Linked DNA regions of Mus musculus: region 2 is linked to region 1. The links are chromatin contacts, found by Hi-C or POLR2A ChIA-PET in ENCODE. All regions are on one chromosome and are shown on one strand. The core of a region is the stretch at or near the end of the contact, and the rest is flanking DNA. Distances in the headings are between cores, read along the strand shown. Region 1 holds the start of Stk24 (serine/threonine kinase 24). Region 2 has its middle 32 kb from the start of Gm33299.

The links. A loop is a pair of places that touch in the nucleus more often than their neighbours do. ChIA-PET counts read pairs that join two places held with the same protein, here RNA polymerase II (POLR2A).
Region 2: a map of heart shows a loop between it and region 1 (5-fold over the local background). The contact joins the enhancer-like site here to the promoter of Stk24 in region 1. A Hi-C loop is called at or near these places in 10 of 37 maps with a recorded cell type or tissue (CH12.LX, T-helper 17 cell, adrenal gland and 3 more). POLR2A ChIA-PET finds 5 or more read pairs at or near these places in 1 of 5 experiments (Patski).

Annotation. Positions count from the first base shown.
Region 1 is chr14:121,375,766-121,381,982 of GRCm38, forward strand. Stk24 (serine/threonine kinase 24) reads right to left here and starts at 3,465. Exons shown (of 11, transcript NM_145465.2): 1 at 3,133-3,465. The coding sequence starts at 3,174.
Region 2 is chr14:121,422,152-121,428,228 of GRCm38, forward strand. No RefSeq gene overlaps it. Among named protein-coding and RNA genes, the nearest start is that of Gm33299, 32 kb to the right of the region's middle. Within about 2 kb of position 1,365, at least 1 of the 3 ENCODE cell types and tissues checked has a DNase peak (open chromatin) inside an H3K27ac peak, as active enhancers do; it is heart, where a contact is called at or near this core.

The DNA of each region.
Region 1 (6,217 bases), core at 2,215-4,714:
CGAACTCAGAGATCCACCTGCCTCTGCCTCCCTAGTGCTGGGATTAAGATCTGAGCCACCGCTTGCCTGGCTTGCATAAAGCTAATTCTTTTGCTCCATGATTTAATGGAAATTCAAAGCACTAGATAGGTCCCTCCCACCTCCAACTAAACTTTTTTCACTGGAACCAACATGGCAAAACAGTGAATGTTCCTGAAGAAGGCAGGAAGGACATAACAGCCACACTCATCTACTGCAGTCAGCTCAGAACGTGTTTTTTCAAGACAGCTACACTCCAAAGACCAACCAGGCTATCCTCGAACTCCGAGATCTGCCTGGCTCTGTGTCCTGGGACTAAAGGCACCTGGCCGGGTCTTACTTTCTAGTTCTCTCACAGACTACAAAATAACCCAAAGAGGAAAGAAAATCCTTAGAAAACCTCATCAAAACAGTCAGGTATACAGCCTTCAACTCCTCACCAAAGATCATTAGAGTCGTCAATCAATCACAGCCACTGAGTGAAAAAATCATTCATCTTATATTTCTTTCTTCAGCAAACACAATCTAAAACAAAATGATATATATTATTTGCAAAGGCAGGGCGAAGACCTGGGTTCTAATCACTGTATGTCATCTAAAATGCTACCTTACCTTGGTCCGTTCAAATACTCTCTCATTCACAAAGCTATAAAACGGTATCTTCTCTTCATCAGTACCAGTAATAGTCAACAGATATAAAGTGATTACAGGCCATAAAGTCTTTATTCTAAAGCATTCCTGAATTCTGCTTTTTTTTCCCTCGGGCTGTCTGAATCTGCACTTCTGCCTTGCCAAACTTTGTGCACTTCTTCTGAGACAGTGTCTCAGCATTAACCTTGGCTGGCCTAGAACTCTCTAAGATAACCCAGGCTGGCCTTGAACTCTCTAAGATAACCCAGGCTGGCCTTGAACTGACAGAGATCCAGGAGGCCTCCACCTCCTGAGCGTTGGGATTGAAGACAGCCACTACCACACCCGACTTGTCAAACTAACCCAGTTCCTCCTAAACCCGAGCCAGGACGGACAGGGAGTTCATAAGCACAGCAGCAATAGGGAATGCCTCTCTCTTCCTCTCCAGTTTTACCCTAGAAAGAGTCAAGGCCAGATCTGCCTTTCATGTAATCCTCAAAACAGCTCCCAGGGAGCTGCAGCTCCTGACTCCAAGTTGAAAATAAACGCGCTGGTTTTTCTTTTCTGGAGGGAAGGGAAGGAAGGAACAGTCTCCAATAATACACCAAAAATGTATCATATGGTTTGAAGACATACACAGGGGCGGGTACGACTGTGGGAAGCCACTTTTCCTCCTCTGAGGAACCAGAACAGACAAAAAAAATTAATACTAGTAAAAAAAGGTTATCGTCTTCACACCAAAAAGCAAAATTAAAACATCTTCCTTTCAAGAACACGTATGAAATACACTTTTTGGGTAAAGTTATTGAATTTTTCTTTTTCCCAAAATGAAGATTTTTTGGCCCATTCTTTAAAACAAACAGAAGCAGAATCCAGCTGGGAACCACTTGGTACTGACCCCACACACTGCCACATTAAGTATCTTTTCAAACACTTTCTTTTACAAAGGTTGGGGCTAGTGAAGAGGCTTCAGGGTGGAGCCAGGTAAATCACTATAGCAGCCAGAATGAAGAAAACGTGAAGAAATGTGCCACGAGGTCCTTCTGGCCACAGGTAAGAAACTGTCACCCAGTTGACCCTGATGTCTTGTCTCTGAAGTCAAACCAAGGCAAGAGTTGCAGGAGGCCTGGGGTGACTTTCAACTAGCGGCCAGCACCATCAAGTTTTAGAACGCAGGCAAGGTGAGACTCAGGAATACTTTGAGAGCACTTTTCCAGTGACACTTCTCAATTCCAACTTTATTATCCCTTAAAAATGACTCAAGTTCTAGTGGCCACTGAAGTGGTAACTTTGAATTCCTATTTTTCCAGAGTTCAAAACCGGGGCCAAGAAAACCATTTTCCTTACGTGGTATGGAAAGAAAAAAGAAGAAGAAAAGAGGGATAGGAACTATTTTCAGAAGTGGCAGAAGCAGTAAGAGGCAAGCAAGGTCCATGCGGCTCAACCCTGAAGCCAGAGAGAAGGCGCCTGCTGCATCTATAAACTGATAACCTTGGATATTCTGAGGTGTTTTGTTTTTTTTTTGTTGTTGTTGATTTTTGTTTGTTTTTTTTTAAGCAAAACTCTTCCGTTCACTTCCTTGGGAAAGCAAAACTTTGACTGGTCTTGCTATCTTAATCGCAATCATTATGTCTGTATTTATTATATACGCTCACAAACTTTACAAGTTTGAACAGACAAGTGATTGTTTTTCAAAGTGCAGAAAACCATCCTCAATAGCAAAAAAAAAGTTCGTGCATCCATATAAACTTGAAATTCAACTCCGTCCCCTCACCGCCCCCTTCCCCTCCGAAGAAAAAGTCACTGGCAGGCTAAGAAGATACAAAGTGTGCACCAAGAAGCCCGCTAGCACACAGTTCCTCTGGATGCCAACCGGTCTCAAAGTGAAAGTCCAGCAGCGGAGTCCTGGCACCCGAGGGATGAACCTGGGCTCTGCACACCAGGGCGCTCGCGGAGGTGTGGGTTCCGCCTCCCGAGTTTGCAACCTCGCACTTTCCGCACCAGAACTACAGGCTCCGATGCGAGGTTACATCTTCCTGCACCCCGCCCTGCGGCCCGCCCGGACTGTGACCAGCCGGGGCGCGCTCCCGCCCTGCGCTCGGGTCTCCCGCTTGAGGGGTCTGGGGAGGGACTTTTGCTAACTGAGGACGGACCCCAGAGTGCCGCTATCCCTGTCCCAGGCCCACATAGGGCCCAGGCACCAAAGCGGGGCCTCCAAGGACACTAGTTCAGACTCCTGCCCGGGATGGGCGCTCGGCCTGCGCGTCGGACTTGGGGAGCGCAAAGCTCCTGCACCCCACCTCGGCCCCAGGCCGCAGACCCCAAAGCCCCTCCACGTGCATACACCCGAGATCCCCGCCGCCCGAGTCGGCGAAGATCCCGGAGAAGCGGGCCCGGCTGGTTGGGGGGAGGGGGGGCGTGTTGACACCGCCAAGTTGCCCGCTTCCGCCCTGGCCGCAGCCCGACCGGGCCACCCCAACCTACCTGCATGCCCGGCAGGCCCGACTGCACCGGGGAGTGGGCCATGGCGCTCGGCGCCGCCACTTCCTGGCCCGGGACGCGCGGAGCCGCGCGGCGAGCAGGCCCGGGGCCGCGCGCAGCCCTCGGGTGGCGGGGCGGGCTCTGGAGCCCGAGGCCACCGCACCCCGGGGACGGTCTCAACGAAGGTTGGCGGGCCGCGGCCCCATACACTGAGCCTGGGGCGGGCAGTGGGGGGCGCGGGGGACGTCTCGAGACTGCGGCTGCTTCTCCAGGGATCCCGTCGCTGCGCCGCCGCGGTGCTCAGGTCGAGCCGGGCGGCCTGGGCCCGCGAGCGCTGGCCGCCTGGAGCCGAGTGGGCGCGCACAGTCCGCCGCGCCCCGCCCCGGCCCGGCCCCCGCGCCCGCCCCCGCGGCCCGGCCGGGGACCCCGCCCCGCGCTTCCGGGAGGGGGAGGGGGAGGGGAGGAGCCGCCGGGCGCCCTAGGCCGCAGTCGCGCCTCCCTGCGGGCGCGCAGGCGGGGTCCCCGGGGCCCGGCGGGCAGGCGGGCGCTCTCGGGTGCTGTGCGCCGGGGTCCTTCGGAACCGCGGGGTGGGCCTCGCGCGCGGAAGAGAGCTGAGTTTGGGGGAGCGAAGAGCACCGCCCACTCCTACCCTTCCCTCTCCACCCGCCCTGGCCCTCCAGAGGCCAGAGTCTGCACTCGGGGTGTCCCCAGAGGGGCCTAGCCTGGGGCCTATTCCAAAAGCCCCGGCCGGAGCGTCCTCACTGTACGAAGTTTCCAGCCAGATCAAGGAAGAAACCCCAAGGGTAGAGAGGGCGGTTTGTGTGCACTGCCTTGGGTACTGAACTCAGCCTCGCCTGGGCCGCCGGCTGTGGAAACTTAGCTGGACAGAGGAAGGGCTGGGCCCCGCCATCTCTGCGCTGCGCACAAGAAGGGAAAAGTGGGGTGCGGAGGGGTGCTGGAGGAAGGGAAGACAATAGAAGGAAACCGCGTCCCGACTCTTACCCAGCCCTCCCCTCGCTTCACTGCTCCTAAGGCCGTAGGCCCTCTCTGGGCACCAGCTCTGCCCTCCTCCTAAGCTGCCGCTTCTGCAGCAAACAAGGAAGGATGGAGTGAATCCATGCGGTTCCAGGAAGTACTTTATTTACAAGTGGCAAATAGGAAGTGGTCTAAGAGTCAGAATCGCTGTGTCTCTCGCCATAGGGACCCTGAGGCCTCATTCAGGAGTGCCCGCTTTGCCCCACAGCTGTGCAAGGTTAACCATACAAAATGAGTCCCCAAGAGTTCAGAAATAGAGGACGCATAAATCCTCGACTAAGGTAGAGAAGAGATTATTCTCTGAGGTGTCCTTGTATTCCAAGAACACAGGCTCCCTCTGGGTCCTGCATCAGAAGTTAAAGTAAGCCGAATACCCTTTGGAAACCTAGCCTAGGAGACCTCCAGGATGCTAAGATGTATTAGAAGGCTTGCATGATTACTCCTGGTCACCTGACTGAGATGCGTTGCCACTTCTAAAGAGTAAACTGAAAACATTAAAAGTATGAACCCATATAACCAAGAGTTTATGTGTTCCCTAAGCAGAAGAAACCTAAAAAGAAAAGAAAAAAAAATGGAGTACTTAATGAATACAAGGGAAAATGATCAAGACCATGAATCTTGAAAAGGCATATATTATTCAACCTCAAATTCTACCTAGAATAACATGAAAGAATGACCAGAAATACAGGAGTCTCTACCAAGAGGCAGCGACTTTCAGCCTTGGAAATGTCTGATTACATAAAGAGTACTTTCTTACTACTACTACTTCACCAGGTGTGGTGGCACAAGCCTTTAACCCCAGCATTTGGGAGGCAGAAGCGGGCAGATCTCTGTGAGTTCAAGGCCAGCCTGGTCTATATAGTTCCAGGACAACCAGGGTTATACAGGGAGACACTTTCTAAAGAACATGACCCCCCCCCCAAAAAAAAAAAAGAAGAAAAGATATTTTAGTAGGTCATGTTTAGTAATTGTGATAATGTCCCTCAGAGGCTCATGTATCTGAACACTTGCTCCCCAGTGGGTGAGTGCTATTTGGGGAGGTATAAGCAACCCAGCCTTGCTGGAGGAAGAATTCCTGGTGGGAGTGATGGTGAGCTTTGATGTTTCAAAGCCTTGCCCAGTGCTCTTCTCTATGCTTGGTGCTTATGGTTCAAGACCTGAGCAATCAACTTCCTATGCTGCTGTCATGCCTGCCAAGCTCCCCTGCCACCACTGACTCTAGACCCTCTGGAGCAATTCACCCAAATAGATACTTTGTTATAAAAGCTGCCTTTGTCCTGGTGCTTTGTCACAGCAGCTAGGGAGATGTAACTAATGCAGTAATGTAGAAAGATAGTTTTATTACATAGTGTCAGGAAAATATAGGATACAAAACAATAATATGTAATCTGAAGTCCTAACACTAGGAGGTAGAAACAGGAAAATCAGGAGTTCAAGGCCAGTTTCTCCTACATACTGAGATACAGACCAATCTGGGCTAGGTGAGACCAAAAATAATAAATAGGTAAATAAAAAATAAAAAGGGTAGACTGATCACAAGCTACTGGAATTATACATCTATGCACAGAAAAAAAAGTCCAGCTATACACCAGGATTTAGCAGTGATTATTATTCCTGGACTTAAAAATGGTTTCTTCAGTCTCTGCTAACCTCCACCTATGAAGACACCATGCTAAAATGTGTGCTTAGGATCAGCACAGTCAAACCAATAGCATGACTGAGGACGAAGAGAAAGGGGACAATCAGAAGTGTTGGAGAACTGTTCTTTGACCAATAAACTACAGAAAACTTGTAACTGGCTTTGTTGAGCTAATTTTCAGTATCGAGGCCACAGAGACTGAAGTGCAACATGACATAATTTACAAAGCTAATCAGTATCTCCTTTTATACCCTAACACAACATCTCCTTTTGTACCCCAACACAGATGAGGATCAGAACTTGTCACTTCCAACAGGAACTGAGTTATCCGGACACCGCGACTGGCTTTTGGGAGCTGGCTCTCTCCTTCCTCGTACCCTTCTTGTTCCCTCGCTGACTGAAGCTCTCTCCTTC
Region 2 (6,077 bases), core at 115-2,614, 44 kb after region 1:
AGAGGGCAGGAAGAATGGGAGAGCCAGATACTGTAACCATGAACTCACAGCAGCTGTGGTGACATACATGTACAGGGCCAACACAAGACCCTGTTAAGTCAATCCCGGGTGGGGGGCGGGGCACGGGGCTCTTACCCCTCCCTTCTAAACTACTGGCCACTCATGGATTCTAGGTGAAGGGTAAGCCTGGGTCTTCAGTTGTGTCCTGCTGCTGAGCCTACCAGCCTTCGGTGGTAGGCTGAAGTCCCAGCCTATGGTCACACAGAACAGCTTGGTTAAACCGGGTCATAATATAAAACAGCAAGATCAATGTGAGGAAAGATCTGTAGGGAGGAGGAGACTGAGAAGGAGGGGAGGGGAACCAGGAGGGCGGAGAGTCAGAGTAATCAGAATGCATTATAAATGTGGATAAAATATGTATATGCACATACATAGTTGTAAGAAATCGCCAAAGGACAAATTGAGTTAATATGGAAGTTTTTCAAACTCTTGTTTCGTCCGAGTGAACACTGTGGATGTGAATTCTACACAAACATATCAATAGTTTGCTACACAGATGGAGTTTTTGAGGTTTCATAGCAGGGGGTCATTTGAGCCCCTGTGTTTCTATATAGCCACTCGTTATGACAGGTGTTTACATACCCTGTGACCCAGTCACAGTCTGAGGTCTGCTTCCCCTCCCCCACTTCCTTCATTCACTCGGAAATATGAAGTTGATTTTAGATTTGTGGTTCCCAACCTTGGTTTCTTCACCTACGCCCACTGTCCAAGAAGAATCTAGATATGTAGGTCATCAGAAAGGAGGAAGGTGTATGCTACTGGTCACTTGGTGGTAGAGGGGAGACATTTTCTTAAATTTGTAGTTCACAGAACACCCTCCCCCTGAAGAGAATTACCCAGCTCAGAACAGCCACAGCACTCCAGTTGTGAAAGCAAGCCTGCTTTGGAGATAAGGGAAGCAAAAATAGGGTGGAGGCTTCGCTCTCTAGTCCTGTAGGCTGCTGTTTACAAAGGTCAGAGGAAGTCTAATGAAAGGACAGAGCCAGTCCCACAACTCCACCCACTCACAGCAACAGCTCCTACAAACTAGAAATGTAATGTCTGGATAAAGACCCAACACACACACACACACACACACACACACACACACACACACACACACATACACACACACACACAGGGAAAACCAGACTTGACCCCAAAATGTTACTCCTCTGGTGCACATTCCCACCTCGGGGCTTCTTCATGCCAATCATTCTCAAGAAAGCCGGCTTCTCCGACAAAACCAGTTTCAGCAGTTTGCCCTCGTCAGGTTCTGTTTGCACACACTTTTACATTCTGGATGTTGTCCTTGATGCTATCATGGACTTAGAGACTCTGAGTGTAGACAAAGAGCCTACATTCTAGGTAAGGGGGAAATTGGCAGCAGGGCCTGCCTACGAGAAGTTATCAGAAATTATTTGGAAGCTGTCCAAGCTGAAACAAGGAAGTGCAACTGATTGATTGACACAAACTCCACCAAAAGAACCACGGAGATACAATGTTTCCCTGGGCTTCATTCCAAGCATTGGCTCGGATGGCTTGACCCATAATGAAGAGGAAGATCAAGGACTTGGTCAAAGCCTGGGGATGGGTTGAGGAAAAGAGGTTCTGTGTGAGGTGAGATTAGAACTCAGCAAAGGTCACAGACAAGCAGGAGGCTCAAGGGTCCTCCCCCAAGCTAGGCACCTGCTGGTCTAAGAGTTGGAAAATTACAGGCTATTTGCTGCCCCAGGGTATTTACCAGATAAGGCTTTACCTGGATCTCATGGGATGAGAACTGGGAAGAGTGTCAGGATTGCCACTCTCTGGAGTACCAGCCTATGGGAAACAGGTGCAATTTCATAGAGTCAGGGGTGTTAAAAGCCAGCCTGAGACAGATCGTCACACCAGCCCTCTTCGCCTTTTCTCTTGCCCGGAATCCTATTCCACAGAATCCTATCTGGCCTTTGCTCATCTCTTGAGTCTGCGGGAGCCGTGTGGAGATAGTGTATGGCTGTAACCCAGCACTTGTGAAGTGGAGGGAGAAGGGTCGAGAGTTCAAAATCATCCTTGCCTACCTAGTGAGTTTGGGGCCAGCCTGGGCTATATGAGACCCTGTCTCAAAAAAAAAAAAAAAATTCTACTACTAGATAGTAGAAAATGGGAATTTGTTAATTGACCATTGCCTGGCAGGAATAGTTCTTACAATATCTAGCTTCTATGCTTTAATTTTATATTAACTGTGCAATTCTGATCTTGGCCTGTTTCTTCAAAGAAGTGCTCTTCTGTTGACATGTGAGAATGAAGACAGTCTGCTTTTACTGTAAATAAATAAACCTTTTGGCCAGTGAAACCTGTGAAAGTTCTGTTCACCCTCAAGGGAGTCTGAGTTTTCAGAACCTTATTGTTAAGTCCCTGGTGACCTCTAGGTAAGAGAAGGCCACATAGCTTCCGGGGGGGGGGGGTGTCTTTCAGAAACCAGCTCTTAACCAGGTGTTTAGTGTGAGGGGGTCTTTGGCCACAGAGGTTCACAGCAGTCATGCTCCCTAAAGCCTTGTCTAATCCCCAGCCAATGGTAGCATTGATGCCAAGACAGAGAAGGTCTTCCTGAAGTGTAATCTTTTCTTTTCTCTCCTTCAGTGAAAGGATTTTTGTCTCAACAGCCCAGCTAAGGACTCTCGACTGTTTACTAATGAAGAAAACAAAGTAGTAAGGAAACTTGTGAGGGAATAGAGAAAGACTTTAAGACTTTAAAACTAGTGCGTGCGTGTGATGTGTGTGTGTGTGTGTGTGTATTGTGATGTGTACAGGGGTGCATGAGAGACATGTGGGATGTGTACTGGGATACATGCACGCTGTGTGTGATGTGTATTGGGGTGCATGTGAGCTATGCATGATGTGTACTGGGGTGCATTATGCTGTGTGTGATGTGTACTGGGGTGCATGTGAGGTATGCATGTGAACTGGGGTGCATGCATCCTGTGTGTGATATGTACTGGGGTGCACGCATGCTGTATGTGATGTGTACTGGGGTGCATGTGAGGTATGCATGTGTACTGGGGTGCATGCATGCTGTGTGTGATGTGTACTGGGGTGTATACATGCTATGTGTGATGTGTACAGGGGTACATGCATGCTATGTGGGATGTGTACTGGGGTGCATGTGAGGTATGCATGTGAACTGGGGTGCATGCATCCTGTGTGTGATATGTACTGGGGTACATGAGTACTGTGTGTGATGTGTACTGGGGGGCATGCATACTGTGTGTGATGTGTACTGGGGTGCACACATGCTGTGTGTAAGTGGCTAGAAGGTCAGAGGACTACTTGGAGGAACCGGTTCTTCCCACCACTGCATGGGACTGGCCTCAGGCTGTCAGGCTCACGCAGCAAGCTCTTTAACCTGCTGAGCCATCATCTTGCCAGCCTGGGAGGACCTTTTGAACCATGGAAGTGGGCCAGGACACGGGAGCTTCAACATAAATCAATAGTCACAAGGCTGTTTTTCCTGCCAGGTGTGGTGATGTACACCTTTAATCCCAGGACAGTCGGGTACAGGTAGGTGCATCTCTGTGCTCAAAGCCGGCCTTGGCCCTGTCTAAAAGAAAGACTGAAGGAGAATCTCAAAAGCAGAATATCCTGAGAATATCAAAGTCAATGTTGTTCTCTGTCCTTGGGTCACAAAACAAAAGGAAGTGTTCTTGCTCTCAGACTAGCCCTGGGCTCTAAGCTCCACTCTCACCCTGGCCCCTCCCTCAGCTGCTGGAACCTTTGCAGAGCTGACTCCATGGCACCAGACTGCCAGGGGAGTTCCCGTAGGGGTTGGGAGGAGGGAGAAAAGAAAGAGAGAAAGTGAATGCAAAGAGAGAGAGGCCAGAATGTCTGGACTATATAGGGAAGACTCTCTGGAGGAAGGCCAGCCCAGTCCCTGAGCTCAAGTTCAAGGTTGGGGGCAGCATATAACATGTAGGGACTGAGGGATGCTGGGAGAACCTGGAGGCCAGGTCTGCTTTGATATGTAAAGCAGGCACCTCTGTCCCTTGGGTCCCTTCCCACCTCCCCCAGGGTCAGACTCCAAACAGTGTTATGTATGCCAACATACATGTGAGTGCATACATGTGTGCACATGACAGGGGTGCATATGTTCATGTGTGTATTTGCATGTGTGCAGGGGTGTGTATAAGCCAGAGGACAACCTCAGGTACTACCCTCAGGAACACCATTCACTTCTTGGGAACAGATTTTTCACTGCTCTCCAGATCATCTTATTAGGCTAAACTGGCTGACCAGTGAGTCCCAAGGGCCCTCCTACTCCTGACTCTCCAGCACTGGACTTTTAGGCATGCATTGTCATACCCAATGTTTACATGGATGCTGGGGATTGAACTTGGGTCCTCATGCCCGACAGACAAGCCCTTTGTTGACTGAGTTATCTCTCCAGCCCCCACTGTTACCATTTTCTCCTTTACAAATAAAAAGGTTCTGTTTTATAATTAAAATCGGGAGTAAGTGGGGTCTGGAGAGATGGCTCGGCGGTTAAAAGCACTGACTGCTCTTCCAGAGGTCCTGAGTTCAATTCTCAGCAACCACATGGTTGCTGAGCAAAAAAAAAAAAAAAAAAAAAAAAAAAAAAAAAAAAAAAAGGTTGCTGAGCAAAAAAACCCAAAAACAGTAAGTGAAGAATCAAAAACAAAATATAAAATCAACAATTAGAGAATACATAAATATGTCTGGAGAGATAGGTCAGCAGTTAAGGGGGCTTGCTGCTCTCACAGAGGATCCAGGTTCAGTTCCCAGAATCCCCATGGCATCACAGCCATCAGTATATCCAGTTTCATGGGATCTGGTGCCCTCTTCTGGCTTCTGTGTGTACTAGGCAGGCATGTACTATGCATGCATACATACATACATACACATACATACATACATACAGGCAAAACACTCATACACACACACACACAAATTAAAAAGAATCATCGAGTGGAGAGCGTGGAAACAGGACATGGGTACCTGGGTGGGCATCCACTGTGTAGCCCCTCTGCTGAAGAGATGTTGTAATGCCCAAAGTTAACCTGTAAGCCCCACTCACCCATGAACCAGCTAACTTCCTGCAATGCCAGGAGTTGTGTATCTTGGAATGGGAAAGCCCAGTGCCTTATGCATTTGTTCTTATAAACCCCTTCAACATGTGACTTGAGGCTATTCTCAACTGGGAAACTCCAGGGGATGGTCCTGACCACAGTTCATCTTTTTTTTTTTTTTTTTTTTTTTTTTTTTGGTTTTTCGAGACAGGGTTTCTCTGTGTAGTTCTGGCTGTCCTGGAACTCACTTTGTAGACCAGGCTGGCCTCCAACTCAGAAATCCGCCTGCCTCTGCCTCCCGAGTGCTGGGATTAAAGGCATGCGCCACCATGCCCGAGCCACAGTTCATCTTTTGCTCAGTATTTAATATTTAATATAGCTTGCTTTCAATTTAGCCTAAAATGGTGGAGTTGGCTTTTCTCTGTCTAATTTCAGGACTAACAATATCAAGCAAGGGAACCTTTCTACATAGATTAGGAAACTTGGGTTCTGTGAAATCTCGGGATTACTACTAGCTGGTAACTTGTGGTATATGCTGAGCCTCGGAGCCTCGGGGCCTCGGTGTGAAATCTGCGCAGATGTTACTGGGTGCTTTGCACATAGTCATGTGTTCTTAGTGTCCCTTTGAGGGCAGCTGCTTTCATCATTCCAATCATTCAGAAGAGGAAATAGAGAAACTGGGAGGTTATGTTGGGCTAGGAAGTAGCAGAGCTTGGAAGGAAGGTTGAAGGAGGTTGGCAAAGCACAGACCCCGCCTCACAACCCCGCCCACACACGACCCCGCGCCCCCCCCCCCCAATGCCAGGAGGCAGACCTTTCTTCTTTCTTTCTTTTTCCTTCTTTTCTTCCTTTCTTTTTTGAAACCTGGGAACAATTGTTTTAGTATTTGAGAAGAAAACAACAGGCCAGGCAAGCTGAGAATGCAGGCAGCAGGAGGAAGGAAGATGGCGGTGAGAAAGTCACACCTTGAAAATC